2 separate regions of the Homo sapiens genome follow, and region 2 is linked to region 1. Evidence: chromatin loops called from intact Hi-C (ENCODE). Cell type or tissue: ascending aorta. All regions are shown on one strand.

The links. Peaks named below come from ENCODE experiments on the same cell type or tissue, not always from the same donor. Only the 100,000 strongest peaks of a DNase experiment are listed, where the experiment ranks them.
Region 2: it touches region 1 in a loop (3-fold over the local background); 7 of 110 quality-filtered maps call a loop at or near these places.

What each region holds. Positions count from the first base shown.
Region 1 is chr1:157,134,608-157,142,607 of GRCh38, forward strand. It overlaps ETV3 (ETS variant transcription factor 3), which reads right to left and starts at 3,788. Exons shown (of 5, transcript NM_001145312.3): 1 at 3,709-3,788; 2 at 1,700-1,758; 3 at 864-1,101. The coding sequence starts at 1,745. RefSeq lists silencers at 3,526-3,715, 3,560-3,895, 3,946-4,315 and an enhancer at 4,247-4,852. In ascending aorta, no CTCF peak of the experiment used is centred here; a DNase peak (open chromatin) is centred at 3,844; H3K4me3 peaks cover 3,288 bases; H3K27ac peaks cover 2,118 bases.
Region 2 is chr1:157,042,111-157,050,110 of GRCh38, forward strand. ARHGEF11 (Rho guanine nucleotide exchange factor 11) reads right to left here and starts at 3,632. Exons shown (of 41, transcript NM_198236.3): 1 at 2,189-3,632. The coding sequence starts at 2,220. It overlaps LOC102724222 (a long non-coding RNA gene), which reads right to left. Exons shown (of 3, transcript XR_426851.4): 3 at 7,990-8,000. RefSeq lists a silencer at 3,543-3,842. In ascending aorta, no CTCF peak of the experiment used is centred here; a DNase peak (open chromatin) is centred at 3,791; H3K4me3 peaks cover 4,688 bases; H3K27ac peaks cover 1,992 bases.

The DNA.
Region 1 (8,000 bases):
ACAAATCACTAGGGAGACCTGATGTGGTTAGTCTGGAGGCCTAAGCTCAAAAGACAGACAAAGGAATGTACAACTGTTTTATGGTGGCAGGTCAAACAATGGCATGCCCTGATCTGGAAAACAGCAGCTAGTGTGGCCCGCCTCACCTTCAAAGACTCAAAGGGATGTGAAAGAATACAGCAAAGCCACTGTACAGAGTTTACATTTCAGGTCAGGAGAACTTCAATTATCTGGAACCTTTAGTCTTACATCTATGCAGTAGCAGAGGTCATAAACTGCCTTCTAGCCCCTTGAGGGCTAAAGGACTATGAAATGTAAGACCGACAAGGGGAAAAAAGAACCTGAGAAAACTTATAGTGATCAATCTTTAGACATATTGCAGCAGGCTATGGACAACCTGAGCTCACAGACACAGTTCCGGAATAGATAGGTCAGTATCACTGAATCTTCCTCCCGTGACTTGCTTCATCCTTTTCTAAGTTTCTTTCAGGGAAGCCCAAAGAAAGAAATTCTAACAGATTCTAATAGAGAAGTCTAAACTAATCCTTTGGATTATAAATGAACTCCAATCCATGTTTCACCATATACTCTCGCCCACTACAGAGCAGAATCAGCTGTCTGTCAGGATCCAGTGCCAGCCACATTGGAATCCCCTCCTACGTATAACCAAAGATATGCCTTTTCTCCTCCTGTGCCTATGCTACTCACATTCAACAGCTCTTCTACTCCCACTTTAAAGTGACACATTATTCACTAAGATAGTGTAGTCTTTTATTACCTGATACCCTTTTTATCTAGCATTCACCAAACAGCTTAGTCTCCTTCCAATCTGTTAACACAGATTTGGGAATCCTTTTCCTTACCTGAGGGCCCGGCTCAGCTTGTCATAATTCATCTGTGGTTTGCATTTCCTGCGGCCCCAGAGGCGGGCCACCTCATCTGGATCCTTGATGACAAATTCCCCGTACTCTCCCTGCTGCCAGGCGATGACATGGCGGAACTCTTCCTTCTGCAGCAGCTCCAGGATGAAGTGCCACAGCTGGATCTGCCGGGAGCCTGGGGATGACTCTGTTTTGTAGGCCCAGTCAGGAAACTGATACCCTTTCATGTGAGAAGGTCAAGATTAAGCTAGTTAAGAGGTAGGTACATACATACCAGCAACCCCAACTGCACATTCCACTGCTCAGAATCTAGAGTGCTTTGCAAACATGCTGTAAGTACTCTCAGTCAGCTGGGCCTAACCACAATGGGGAGAGGAAAGCACAGAGAAGTCACCTATCCTTGTGGCAATCATTAAATCTGATAAGAGTTGGGCAGCAGCAACCAGATGTCCTAAGCTGACCTTTTCATACATTACTAAATACACCTACTTTCTGTGAGGACATAAAAGTGCTAAAGGGAACAAACAGGAAAGATAAACTAATGTTTCAGGAAAATACAGCTGAAAACTCCTTTTCCCTAAGGTTGGAACTGTGTCTCTGACAGCAAAGAGACTCTAAAGCTTAGGATATGGGTGTGGTGACCAGACATGTTAAATATACATCCATAGGAAACAAGCCTACAACTGTCCTGCCAGTATCCACCTAGCCAAGAGAGTGTCAGTCATGGTCTGACATTTGTGAACAGAGCTCAAGTGGAGAGGACAGGAACCACTGAGGGAAGCTTCCAGGTACATCAGAGATGATTAACTTCTGCTCACCTCCACCTCCTTCTGGCTTTTCCACGATGCTACAGCCGGCTTTCATTTTCACCCGCCTGCTGAGAGACACAAGCCACACAATTACTTTAAGATGCTATTTATTTAGTATCCTCTCAAAAGTTTTCTGGCAGTCTCTCCCCAAACTTCCTTTCCCCTGTTCTTCTTTCCGTATGCAACTCTCTTTCTTTCAAACATGTCACCTCCAAACTGCTACTCCCCAAGTTATCAAATGATGGGCCTCAGGTCATCAGCTTCAAAAGCCATAATTATCTCTCACCTGACTTTAAACCACAAAGTGTAAACACTGTCTTTAATATTTGTTTTCCTCCTCCTGACCAACCCTTCAAATGTAAAAAAATAAAAATAAAAAAGGAAGGTACAGTGAAATGGGTCCAAAAACGCAGCCAAAACAAGTCAAACAGTTTGTCTTCTATTACTAGACAAGCCCACATGCCAAGATACACAAGCCTGAGTTCACCAAGATGTACCAGTTTAAAGGATGAAAAAATCCCAAATCCATCTGATTCCCACTCAAGAATGAACATCTGATTTTGATTTATTTTACTGAATTATGTGAGATAGAAGGAAGATTCTTCCCAGCCACAAACTGCTCCCTCCCCCTTGAAAAATACCCTGGGATACAGGAAGTAAACACACCATATGTACATTTACTCTATTCAAAAAACACACACAAACTCTCAAAAATTTTTTGAGAAAAATTATACATTTTCTCCATTTAACAGGAAGGGGTGAAAAGCAGGCATTTCTGAAGCCCTTCTGGCCAGTGAGTGGAAGGAGTCTTGCTGCGATTTGAATTCATTCCATCCAGATTTACAGTTCCTCAATAAATTTCCTGTTCCTCCCAGCAAGGAGCTTTGTGTTAATCACTTAGCAAAAAGGAGGGAGGGGTGAAACTGCCAGAGGGACATGGAGGGAGGGCAGATCTACCCTCGCTGTTCCCCAGGGTGGATGACAGGCCCTCAGCATCCACATTAGCAGGCATCTGGAGAGAATGCCTAAGTGGCCCCCGCGTAGGGACAAATTCCTTATCTTGGAAATTTCACCTAACCTAGGATTTCTCTAGATCTTTTGAATATTTTTTCTCACCAAACACATTAAGGAGACCAGCAAGTGTCAGTCTACAAAACTACTAGCGGCCGAGGACAAGATAAACACCCCAAAGGAAGGAGCAGACAAGGAAAAACACACACACACACACACACACACACACACACTCTCACACACACACGAGATACATAATAACGAGGCACCGGGGCTGAGGCAGGAGCTTCCTCTTCCACCTTAGTGACAATGAGGGAGGAAAAACACGAATTTCCCCACTGCTCCAGGAAGCTGCCCTGGACTCTTAACTCCTAGGATGCGCTGTCAGATCGCGAGGCCTTTTACCCTGCCACAGAACTCCCTCCAACCATCACGACCCTGGGGTCCAAATCCCGTTGCAACGATAACCTGACAAGGAAACCCTCTCTTGACACTCCAGCTCTCCAATTTTCCCCATAAAAGTCCCTTTCCCAGGAGCCCTGGGGCGCCTCTGCACGCCTTTCGCATATTCACTGCAAGGACACTTCCATCCAAGTAGGGCCACTCGTCTCAACTCTGCAAACCACAGGACCCCTGCCCTTCCTCTGATCGCGACCACTCCCCGAAGAGTGAGGCATGCACAGTCTGGCGCTGCGGGTTTCCCGCAGCAGCTCCGGGTCCTGGCTTCCACAGCCCCCAGAACCTCCTTGCCATTCACCTCCCGGGCCGGGCTTCCCTTAACCGTGGCCTCAGGGCTGCGCGGGGCCACCGCATGAACGCTGCCCTGGGTCCCTGTCGCCCCTCAGACAGACACGGGATCCCACCCTCCCCCGCCCCCCGCACTGGGTGAGGCCCAGCTGGGTGGGTACGCGGCCTGGCGGCCGGCCCCGATTCCAGGGACGCCGTCCCCGCCAGGGTCCCGGATCCAACCCAGACACCCCGGCGGCCGAGGCGAGGCCGGGACTCACCTCTTCCCGGCACGGTCCGTCTTCGGTCCGGTCTCCTCCGCGGCGTCTCCGGCTCCTCCTCATCCACCCCAGCAGGAAGTGACCTCCTCGGCTGCTTTCGTCACTTCCATCCTCAGCAGAGAGGGCGGGGGAGGAGGAGGCGCCCTCCCGCCGGTTCCCAGCCTCACCTCGCCGCACCCAGCAGCGTCTCCCTTTCCTTTCTCCTTTCAGCAGACGCCGACTTCCGCCCGCACTCCTCCCCCTGCGCGCTCCTCCCGGCCCGCATCCCGCGCATCCGCCCCGGCACGGCCCGTGCGTCACGCTGCGGGGGCACGTTACGCACGCTCGTGGCGGGCGGCCGGCCCGGTCCGCTGCTGGGCCAGGGTCCTCCAGACGCCGAGGGGTGACGCGGCGCGAGGGGGTGCTGAGCTGCTATACGCTTCCCCCGCCAGTCCTGCGCCGTGAGGCAGAACGGACTTTGCGGGGCGAGGCGCTGCCCCGGGGTCCCACCTCCCGGGGGAGGGGACCTCGCAGACCCCACAGGAAGGCCCAGGCGCCGGGAAACAGTCTCTCCCACACAACAGAGAGGCGGCCCGTCTTTCTCCAGAAATGGGCCCTGCGACCTCCCAGAGTGGGGATCCCTCACAATGGGAAGACGGGACCCGCAGACTTCAGACGCAATTTCCCTACCCTTTAAGAAAGGGCCCTTTCATATACGTATGAAAGAAACCGCAAAGCTTTCTCTGAAGCACGTCGCTTTGGCATTTCCTCCCTGGGAAGACTGGGGGGCATGACCGCTTCCCCGCTAGTTCCCACCCCACTGCATTTAGTCTTAATTCGTCCCAGTCTAAGCAGCTTGCAAGTCCTCTCCCTAAGTCATTAAAACGCGTGTCCCCTTTTGGTTTTACCTTTTGTTCCTGCTCGGGCAATTTGTCTGTCCAAAGCATGATTTTTTCTTCCTTTAGAGGCTCATTAAGGATAAAGAATCTCAAGCAGTTCAGCTTTATCTGCAGTCCCACCCCTGTAAATCTGAGTGGTGTCCAGGCATAGTTTCACTCCAGAGGCAGAAGAAAGGGAGTAGTGAGGATCAGTAAAGGTTAAAGAATTTAGAATAAATACGAGCGTGGGGGAGGTGAAGAAGAGAGATGGGATTGAAGGAGAATTGAAGATCAATTTTGATCAAATGGATCAAAACTTTGTACCTCTGCTCTAGTAAGACCTTTGCACCGTCTCTGCCACATGGGACTTGGAGATATTAGTTGTTACAAAAATTGCTTCCAGTTTTGAATGTGCTACTAGTCACTGTGTAGCTCTTGATAAATTAATTAGTAAATTGGCTCCCTCTGGCCTAAAATTACCTTACCTGTTTTTTAAAAAAGATAACATTGTTGTGTCTTTTCTAGTTAGAACTTCCTACTCTGTAGGTGAACAAAATAAGGAGCAGAACTTAAACACCATAGAGAGGGTTACCGATACCTGCAACTAGTCCACTAGCTCTTTGTAGGAACTGTCTATATATTCTTTGCATCTTGTGCATGGTACCTAGAACGGCAACTTACATGTAGATATCAGATGTTTGCTAGAACATTCCTTTAAAATATTGGGGTTCGGCTAAACGGAAATTAAGTCCTTGTGCCTTCATCTACTAGCTTTGTGACCTTAGTTAAGTGACTTAACTTCTCTGTGTCAGTTCCTCATCTATGTGAACATAATACCTACAGTATCTACTGATGTGATTGTTATTAGATGTGTTAATACATGTAGAGTGGTTAGAACAGAGAATGGTATATTTTAAATATGGCAGATGAAAAATGTTGGCAAAGATAATAATCATAAGAATCATTCTTATGAGAATCCTCAATTTCTCATACCACCCATGCAAATCTTAGTAATTGTTACAACTCAGAAACCAGGGTGATCGGGAATGAGTAGTTTCTTCTGAAAGTCTGAAATTGCTCATCTTTGGCTCATAGCTCAAATGGTCATGGTTAGAGCCAGCATGGTTGACTCCAAGGAGCCTGTGCTCTACAAAGGGCCAGGAGTCAGAGTATAGGGACTCTTTCTGCATATTTTTACTCAAGCCAGACTCCTAGGGTTCTCTGCTGCTGCTTCTCTAATTAACGTCACAAAGGATGTCTTGAGTAAACACAATCAACAGAGATAAACAAGTCTCTCTACCTGGCTGGAGTCTAAATTGATATATTGAGAAATGTTTATATTCCAGCAGAACTCAACATTAAGTTTTTACATTAAGAGTCTAATCACTGGCCTGAAACTCTAGAGGTGAATTTGGGTTTGATGAAGGCAACTGGAGATTACCTAATAATTAGTGGGTCTGAATAAATGAGTTGTGGCTGGGATCCTCTCTTGTGGTGGTAGGATCTGGGGACATTAGGATGGCCAGGGACTAATGGCGCAGCATACCCAATGCCCCTATCCACCATTTCCTTCACCATGGCACTGCTGCCTTCTCCATCTGCTGCAAACAGGTTTTCAAAACGTGGAGATTTTTCATGTTCCTGAAATAGGGAGAGCATGAGCTTTCTGAAAAGCGTGGGGGTGGAAACACTTAAGACACTTAGCATAAAAGTCAAGACAGGTTGTAATCTCTCTTGAATTTCCACTTGCTCAAAGCTGTCTTTGTCCACTGACATTACCTTCCTACCCCCTTCCCGCCCATCTTTACAATTGTTCCATATGTCTAGAATAAGTTTCTGTTCTAAATCTAATGCTCTCAATTCCACTGTCACCACAGCACAGCCATTTCACTGCTTCTTAAATTAAAAAAAGAGAAAGGAAATAATTTCTAAAAGTATTTTTCTTCGGAAAAACCCTTTCTGGATTGTTGTGTGTGAGCGTGTGCATTTCTTCCCTGGCTTGTGCTTCTTTATTGACCCCATTTTCATTTATATGCTCCACACCCTAAACTAACCTGGACATGTATATGATGTGAATGCTTTCCTCTCTACTCTTGTAGTAGATGACTGTCTTATTCTACCATCTGTATGTCACAGAAGTATTTGTTCTTCCTAGTGGGTTTGTCTTAGATTGCAGGCCCTCAGGGGTTACAGCCACAGTCAGTAGGTCCTCACACTGCCCAGAGCAGTTCCCTGTCATCATTTGAGATGTCTCATGATGATAATTTCCTTCTCTGCTATCATGTATGCTGATGGGCTGATGCTGATGAGCTTCTGTCTCCTCCCTCAGTCTCCACTAAGTCTCCCAGTAAAAGGCTGGTGACCTCTTTCCCCCAGTTTGTTTTCACTAAACTTGGATTCAGAAGACCTGAGTTTCAGTCCTAGTTCTGTCCTTTGCTAACTCTGTTCTCTGACAAGCCACTGACCTCTGAGGTCCAGCCTTCTCATCTCTAAAAGGGGACGCTATTGATGTCCCTGATAAGGACATAAATGAATAGCAGCTGTGGAGCACTTGTAAACTCTGAAACCCTTTACAAAGCTCAAGGATGTTGATTACGCTTGCTGCCATCCCAGACCTCGCACTGTTCTTTAATACCAACAATTCAAACTTTACAGCAATTTTCACCTCATTTCGCAAGCTTTGAGTGGGGATTTAATGTTTTAGATTTGGGTAGGAATCTAATTCTCAGGACAAAATTCTTTTTTAGAATTTAGGTTCTGGAAGAGTTTCTTATCTAGGCACTATTTTATGAGGCCTAGCTTGAGGCGATACATTGTAATTACTCTGTGCTTCAGTTTCCCCATCCAGAGAATGACCATAATAAGGATTTCCAGAAGGAAAAATAGTATAACATTAAAACATTATTGATGAAATAAAAGAGTGAATGGCAAATATGAAATTGATTTATTCTCACCCTTTGTGACTCAGTTTCCCCTTCAGTAAAGTGAAGATAAATTCTTATAAGAAAGAAAACTTTATTATTTGCATTTTACCACAGTGGACTCCAGTAGCTCATAAGATCTTGTGTTTTGGTTTATTTTTCCCATCAACTCAAGGTTGTTGTGAGGATAGAGGAATTAATGTCAGTAACATGATTGGGGATCCCCAGACTAAAGGTTAAATGAGTCCAAAGCAGAAGTAACTTTGCCCAAAGTTACAGCTCAACCAGAAGGAGCAGAGAGTCTGACTGTTTACTTAGCAGTGACTTGGGGACTCAAGGACTCTCCCCAATTCCACGTCCATCACAGTCCACAAATACCCCTTCCTCTCATTTCCCTTTTTCAGGTGTTGGTTCCCCTCTCTCAAATCAGTGCAAAGGAGAGGGTAGTGAGAGATCACGAAGGAACAGAATGGGAGACAGGATTAACATGAGGAAATGACCATTTAAGCTATTT
Region 2 (8,000 bases), 92 kb before region 1:
TGTCTGAAGGGGATCTGAGTCCTACCACTCTTAATGGGGAAGAGAATCAGGCAGGGTGGAGGTGAGGAATACCCTTACCCTGCAAAGCTGCACTATCTTACAAGAGAAAATAGTGCTTTAACTATAGGACTTACAGGTATGAGCCCCAAGACTGAACCCCCAAGGTAGGAGCCCCAAGACAGAAAAGTAGAAGGGAAGACCTTGACTGCTGACGGGCACTTTACCCTACTACCAAAGAGAAAGGAGAAAACGGTGCCCCACACATTCTACAGGACCAGTACAGAAGCCTAGTTAGACATGATGGGGCAATGAAAGAGCTACAGATTCAGACTCAGAAGACCTGTGTTTGAGTCTTTGAGTCCAGATTCTGCCACTAGCCAGGCAAGATGGCACTGGGCAAGCCAGGTAGCCTCTCTGAGCCTCAGTTTCCCCTTCTGTGAAACATGAATAATAACCTCTGATGCTTCTGTCTACCTCACACAGAACCACTGTGAGATTCAAATGAGATATGTTCTACGAAAGCACTTAGGAAACTGTAATGTGCTGGGCAAATCCTGAGATTTTTATCTATGAGGATATCCAAACCCCCAGGAGTGTCTCACATCAACCCAGGAAGGCTCACCGCCTCCTCCTTCTTGCACGCCCCCAAAACTTGGGTTCCCATCTTCTCAAATCCTTGCATTTACCAGAAAGAGTTCACCATCCAAATCTTAAAAAGGCAAGTGCACTAATTCTCAAACTCCAAGAGGATGAAAAGGGAAGAAGGGCAGCCATGTAAACCATTCCAATTCCTCACCTTGACACACCTCAGTTCTCCCTTTCCAAGGGTCAAACTGCAGAGAGGCCAACAGAAAGGAGGAAGGAGGTCTGAACTGGCCGTACATCCTTTGTGGCTGTCTGCCTCCTCTTCTCCACTGCCAAGTCAGTTCCCATCTAGGGACTGCTGAACTAATCTAAATGGGACTCTGAGGCAATACAGAGATTAGTGCTTGAGAGAGAGAGATTATATGCATTTTAGGCCACATTCCACAACCAAAAGGAAATTATTATTAGCATGGATAACCGAAGGTGGACTGGGCATGGAGGGAACAATTGCTCCCTTGCAAATATTCTTCCCTATCTCTCCAATAATATTTTTTTCCAGGCCCAGTCCTTTCATTTGCTTGTTCAGTCCTTCAACCACCCATCTATCCAGTTAGGATGTGTGCAGTGCCCACAAAACACACCCCCCACAGCAAGGTTCTCATGGGGAGAAGCGTTGAGGAGGGGTAGGGGAGGGAAGGAAAAGGCAGACACCTTACAAAGTTGTACCAATCATTTGGAGGTAAGAATTGCAACCACACAGTAACATTACCAGTGATAGAGGTGGCTGGGCAGACTCTTGGGGCAAGGGGTGTCATGTGTTCAGACTCTGAGGGCCAGTGCTGCTGCCCAGCAGGCCTACGAGCCCAAAACAATTTCTTCTGGCTCCAGGCAGAGGGAAGGCCCATTTTGCAGAGTCAAGCTTATTAAGAACAGCTTGGAAGATTAAACCTAGAGCATCAGCCGGTTGGCAGGTCTCAATTCAAACTCTAAGCTTGGAGGAGAGGAAATTCTAATGTGATCTATGCATTTTGGGACCATGTCAGCTACTGGTAAAAATCCAGACTTGCATGGGTGCAAAGGATGTTTCTGTCCCATCATTCAGGCCAAGAACATCCTCTTCATTTCTAGAAATGGGATCCACCCCGTCACCAAGCCCCACCATTCCATACCAACCAGCCTGGTGGAGGCCCACGCCTCTGCCAGGGCCCTTCTCCCAGCAGCTCCAACACCTAAAGCCAGTCCCCCTAGTGCAACCCTAGGAGCTCACAAGACTGGCTTGCCCCCACCTGAGACTAGCAAGTTGGGTGGACTCAAATTCAGCCTCTACCCTGGCAAAAGTCAAAAGCCACTGGAAGCACATCCTCCTCCTTTCCCTCTCCTGGCTTCACTGTTTATTGCTTATATTCAAAAGACGCTGAATCAAGAGCTATGTTTTTGCACATAACCACATAGGCTGACAGTCCCCAGAGACTAATGCTCCTAGCCCACCAATTCCCATAGCCCACCCAGACCCCTATTTTCAACCATTTATTAAAATGCAACACCACCCCTCCCAGTCTTTCCTTTAGTCAATGTTGAAAAATCAAATTATTAGCAAACCTACCTGTCTATACTCTGGGGTAACCTTACACTCATGGTTTCTCGGTGTCTCCACGGTTCCAGAATCCTGTAGCTTTGGTGTCTTGATCAGGATTGAATCGCTTGCAATTTTTGAGCAAGGTGAGAGGAGGGCCTCCCAACTTGAAGATAGAATCCTTTCTCCTCCAGCTCTCAGGACCCTGGTAACTGATGCTCCACTCTACTTCTACCAGTGAACATGATTTCCTTTCTCAGCCCCTCTTCCCCTCCCCCGCTTTAAAAAAAAAGAAAAGAAAAGAAAAAAGAAAAAAAAAGGAAAAGAGGAAAAACTACGACCTTCTCAGAAACCAAAAACCCAGCCACGAATCTCTTCAAGGTTAGCACTATGGCCAAAAAAAAATGAATCACAGAAAAATGTGCCTTCAAAATATCACTGTTAACTGCAAAGTACAGATAAAACCATCCTTTAAATCCAGCTTTCTCAGCTGTCCTTCTGTTGGCAAGAGACCCTCTAGCTCAAAGGGGGAAAGTAATTTTCTAGTCTCCAATGCTTAATATGACAACAGCAAATATCTTTGAGGAAAGGAAAAAAAAAAGGATTAATAAATCCGAAATGGCACTTGGAAAAATTCTTTCGGCTGATTTGTACAGTAAAATAATAAATAAAACCATACAATAGTATGTACACAACAGCACTCCTTCCAAGTCCAGTGCAACCCTGGGAACCAAAATTTATGGACTTCCTTAAAAAAAAAAAAGCTTTTACATTAAATGTTTTGAAATTCTTAAATGAGCCAATTGCACCAAAAAAAAAAATAAAATAAAAATCAAAGAACACCTGAAATGCAATGCTTTTTACCTTTAAGATGGTAGTAATGATAACAAACCAGAGATAATCTCTGAAAATATTCTCTCCTTTTCTTTTTCCTTTAAACTTGCAGGTTCCTCCACCTACCCCAGCCTGATTCTCAGACCCAGCCTACGTTCGGCCTTTTTCTGAAAGACAATTTCCTGAGTTAGTTCTGCTGTTGGGCTCCTCCACATCCAGGCTCCGAAATTTTCTCTTGCCTCAGCCTCCATGAAACGGAGATTTCGCTTCCTCCCGTTCCCCCTTCTCTCTCCCTCTCTCTCGCCCGGCCAGAAAGACGGCTCCCTTATTATTCGTTCGGATTATTATTGTGGATTTGAGTTCGAGGTGGGTTTTTCTTCCACACCAGACTCCTGGAAAATCCGATCGCCTGTCTCCTCTCGGCCTCTCCTTGCCTCCCTTTCCGCCCCTCGCCTAATCTCGCAGGCAGGAGCCCGCAGTGCCTCGCGCAGGACGCCCGGCCGGGCCTCGGGCTCCCGGCGCCGCTCGCCCCGCGCCCGACCGCCGTGTTCCGGCCTTCGCGGCCGCTCGGGACGCCAGGCTCGGCGCACAGGGAAGGCTGCGGCGGCTGCGGCAGGCCGGCACGAGCGGGCGTCCGACTGCCGGCGTCGCGGCCGCGCTCGCCTCCTTCCGGGCCCCTTCCCCCTCGGTTCGCCGCTCGCTCGGGCGCAGGCCCGGCCGGCCGCCCCCCTTCCCTCCCTCCTTCCCTGCGAGCCTTTCTCCTTCCCTCGCTCCCGCGGGGCGGGGCCGCAGGCTCCTCCTCCTCGCTGCGCTGCCCGCCGCCCGCCGGCCTTTCCCCTCACGCCGCGGCGGCCGGGGGCGGGGGCGGGAAGCTGACCGCCTTTCCCTGCCTCGGTTCCCGCGGCCGCGACTCCCGCCGACCGGCCCGCCCCTGTCCCGGCCTCCCTGCGCGCCCTGCCCCCCACAACCCTTTGCCGTCGCTCCTCGGCCGGTCCCCTCTGCGGCCCCTCAGTCGCCGGCCCTGCCCCTCGGCGCGGCCTAGCGGGTTCCCATCTCAGCCGGATCCCCGGCCCGGCCCGCGGGCGACCCCGGCCCTGACCCCGCCAGGCACCGCGCGCCGTCCCCGCCGCCGCCACCGCCACCGCCACCCCTGCCGCCTTTTCGCCGCTTTTCCTCGGCTGCTTTTCCCCCTTTTATTGACTTCTGCTCGGGAGCCGACCTTTGTTTCCTACCCCCTGCCCGCCCAGCCACCGTGCCCGCGCCCCGTGCCCCTGCCCACGGGTGCAGGTTTACCTCTTTGCGTCCACCGGCATTACCCCGGCGCCCGCAGCTGCGGCTCACCCTCTCTCCACCTCTCTTCTGATCTTATTTTTCAAACATTTGTTGCGGCCTCCTTCGTGGTGTCAGTTCTTTTAACTGTTTCCTCCCGTTTCTGTGGTCCTTCCCACTTCTAATACCACCGACTTAGGGGGAAGACCCTTCGCTGTTTCCTCTCGGGTTGGGTTGGGCATCTTAATAGCAGGCTGTGTGAAGTGTCTTTGAACTCTATGGAAGAGCCTTTCCAGAGCAATTCTATTTTCATAACCCCCTCTCATAGAATCACAGTTTCTAAATCTTTACAAGTAACGTGACATTTGTCAGAAGGTGCCGAGCGTTATGATTAAAAATCATTAAGGCCGAGGCGGGGCCTGAGGTCAGGAGTTCGAGACCATCCTGGGCCAACATGGTGAAACCCCCCCCCTCTACTAAAAATACAAAACTAGCCGTACGTGGTGGCGCGTGCCTGTAATCCCAGCTACTCGGTAGGCTAGGGCACGAGAATCGCTTGAACCCGGGAGGCGGAGCTTGCAGTGAGCCGAGATTGCGCCACTGCACTCCAGTCTGGGCAACAGAGCGAGACTCCGTCTCAAAAAACTAATAATAATAAAATTTTTTTTAAAAAATTATTAAAATAAAAAAACTCTCACTAGGATTGGGGAGTGGACTTTGCCTTCTTGCCTAGGTAAATGCCATTGTAAAATACTCTGCAGGCAGTGGGGTGTTTGCATAAGTTCTCTCCTTTCACACTACCTGGATTGTTCTGGGAGGGGGTGGATATGTATATGTAAATTATCTATACACATTCGTGAGCTCTGGAGTGACCTCACCAGTGTTAGAAGTGGTAGATATGCAAATTGCAAGAGGAAAAAGAAACGAATAAGCATCAGTTGAAGACCTACTATGAACCAGGAACTTTCCCTTTAATGTATATCAGGTATAGGTTGGCAAATAAAAGAACCTGCTTCCTTCACCCTGTCTCCACCAACCCCTAGGCCAGAACTCCCCAAAACAGGTGATCTGCCCAGCATTTGAAGCACAGTCTAGATTGTTGCTGACTTAATTGTGTCTTTCTTTCCCATACTACCCGCAAAAATGATGCTCTCAAATGTGGACACTGCTCTGTGGTGACAGACCACTGGTTGCCACACATTTTAAAATAATGTTTTCTTGGCCAGGTGCGGTGGCTCACGCCTGTAATCCCAGCACTTTGGGAGACCGAGGCGAGTGGATCACCTCAAGTCAGAAGTTCGAGACCAGCCTGGCCAACATGGTGAAACCCCGTCTCTACTAAAAATACAAAAAATTAGCTGGGTATGGTGGGGAGCGCCTGTAATCCTAGCTACTCCGGAGGTTGAGGCAGGAGAATCGCTTGAACCCGGGAGGCAGAGGTTGCAATCAGCCAAGATTGCGCCACTGCACACCAGCCTGGGTGACGAGTGAAACTCCATCTCAAAATGATAATAATAATGATAATGTGTTCTTAATATATGTAATATTTTTAAAGCAAGTATTTACATATATTTTATTACATATCTTATACAACATTGCCTAGTGTAGAAATATTAAAAGGTTGAAATTTAAAAATGAACATTTTTTAAATCATGCTTTTTGGTGAAAGTTAATTGCTGTCATAACTGGAAAAGATGCTTGCCAAAGATAGGTAGATTCAAACAGAAGAAGTATGCCCTTGATTGCATTTATTAAATCATGATACTTATTTTCCAATCCCATTCATCAACAATGCAAAGACTTCTAATTGAAATTCAACTAGTAAATTTATATCTTAAGTCAATCCTTCTTGAATGATTGGAAGGTGTTACATTTTTATATTCTTAACAAATGGGTTCCAGCCATTAAGAAATTTCATTTAACTTTAAAAAATAGGTTTTCAAATTCTGTTTCCTAATTTTTCAGTGTGCAAAGGTTTTGATAGGTGAAACCATTGTTTTTGGTAATTAAAAAAATCACAATATTGGAACCATTTCCAGTCATCCGTCTTCAAAATACTTTTTCCTAAAGTATGTGTTTCTTTAGAAAAGCAGTGACTTCCTCGCTCGTAGATAGACTGTCATCTTAACCTTGAAGGGACAGCTTGAAGGGACAGATTAAGCGGTGTTTTTGTTGTTTGTTTTTGTTTTTGCAAGTAAGTGCTAGGTAGCATACTCTTGACAGCCATTTCTCATCATAGAACACTGAAATAAAACTGTGCATCTCCTCCATGTTCAGTATTTCATTTTAGGCTTTCCCCAGGAGATTGTTAATCTGCACAGCAAAGATTTTCATGGTCATTCTCTGTCATTACAAAGAATTGTAAAGTTTGTAGCAGTTAACAGGCTTGTTTTTGTCTGGTGGGTGGCGTACATCATGAAGAAAATGAACGTCAATGGTGATGTTACCTCTGGTTCTTGGAACCTCCTCATATACTGTGTGTGACAGATGACTTCTGACATAGTGACTGAGTGAGAATGCCATGTCATTAGTGTTAGTAAAACCTAATTATTTTTGCTATAATTAAATACTATTATGAGTGCATTCTTTTTTTTTTTTTTTTTTTTTTTTTGAGACGGAGTCTCGCTCTGTCGCCGAGACTGGAGTGCAGTGGCACAATCTTGGCTCACTGCAAGCTCCGCCTCCCAGGTTCACACCATTCTCTTGCCTCAGCCTCCCGAGTAGCTGGGACTACAGGCGCCCGCCACCACGCCCGGCTAATTTTTTGTATTTTTAGTAGAGATGGGGTTTCACTGTGTTAGCCATGATGGTCTCGATCTCCTGACCTCGTGATCCACCCGCCTCGGCCATGAGTGCATTCTTAAGTATTTTCCTCAAGCATCTCCTTGAACACTCCACTTTGAAGATTATGAGGGTGGCTTTAGTAAGATAGAGTTCCCTGAAGTTAGTTGGCCATTTAAGTAAACTGCAAGTCTCAGGTTAAAAAACAAAATAGATTAGATTGTGTCCTAGACAGACTGGGTTGTAGGAATCTGGAGGCAGCTGGTGATCAATGGAAAGAGCTAGACTAGACTAGGAGTCCGGAGAACTAGATAACTTTGTGAACTGCCATCTGCAGTTTGTAAGGATTTAATATGAACAAGCCTGGGCTCTGTAAGCTATAGAGTGCTGGGCAGGAAAATCAGGATAAATCTTAGGGAGCGTTACCTTAAAACAACCTTGTCCAACCTGGGGCCTGCAGGCCACATGTGGCCGAGGACAACTTGGAATGCAGCCCAACACAAATTCATAAACTTTCTTAAAACATTATGAGATTTTTTAAAAGCTCATTAGCTATCGTTAGTGTTAGTGTATTTTACTTGTGGCCCAAGACAATTCTTCTTCCAGTGTGGCCCAGGGAAGCCAAAAGATTAGACACCTCTGCCTTAAATGAACATAGTCCTTTGAACTTTTTTCCCACAGAACTCTATCAATAGATGAATCCTTTTCTCTGCCCAACATCCTGGGGAATAGGTAGGGCACTAGTTGTTATGTCTTTACATTAAGGTTAAGGAAACTATGGCACAGAGAAGTTTTAGGTGATCTGCATGAAATCCCATTAATTGATAGATTGAGGCTAGAATTCATACCTGATTATCTTTAAGTAGTGAGAAGCAAAGAAAAAGGTGGGTAGGTGGGTATGGTCAGCTTTTATTTCTGGGAGAGATTCTAGAAACTCAATGCTTGATTGAATAGCTGA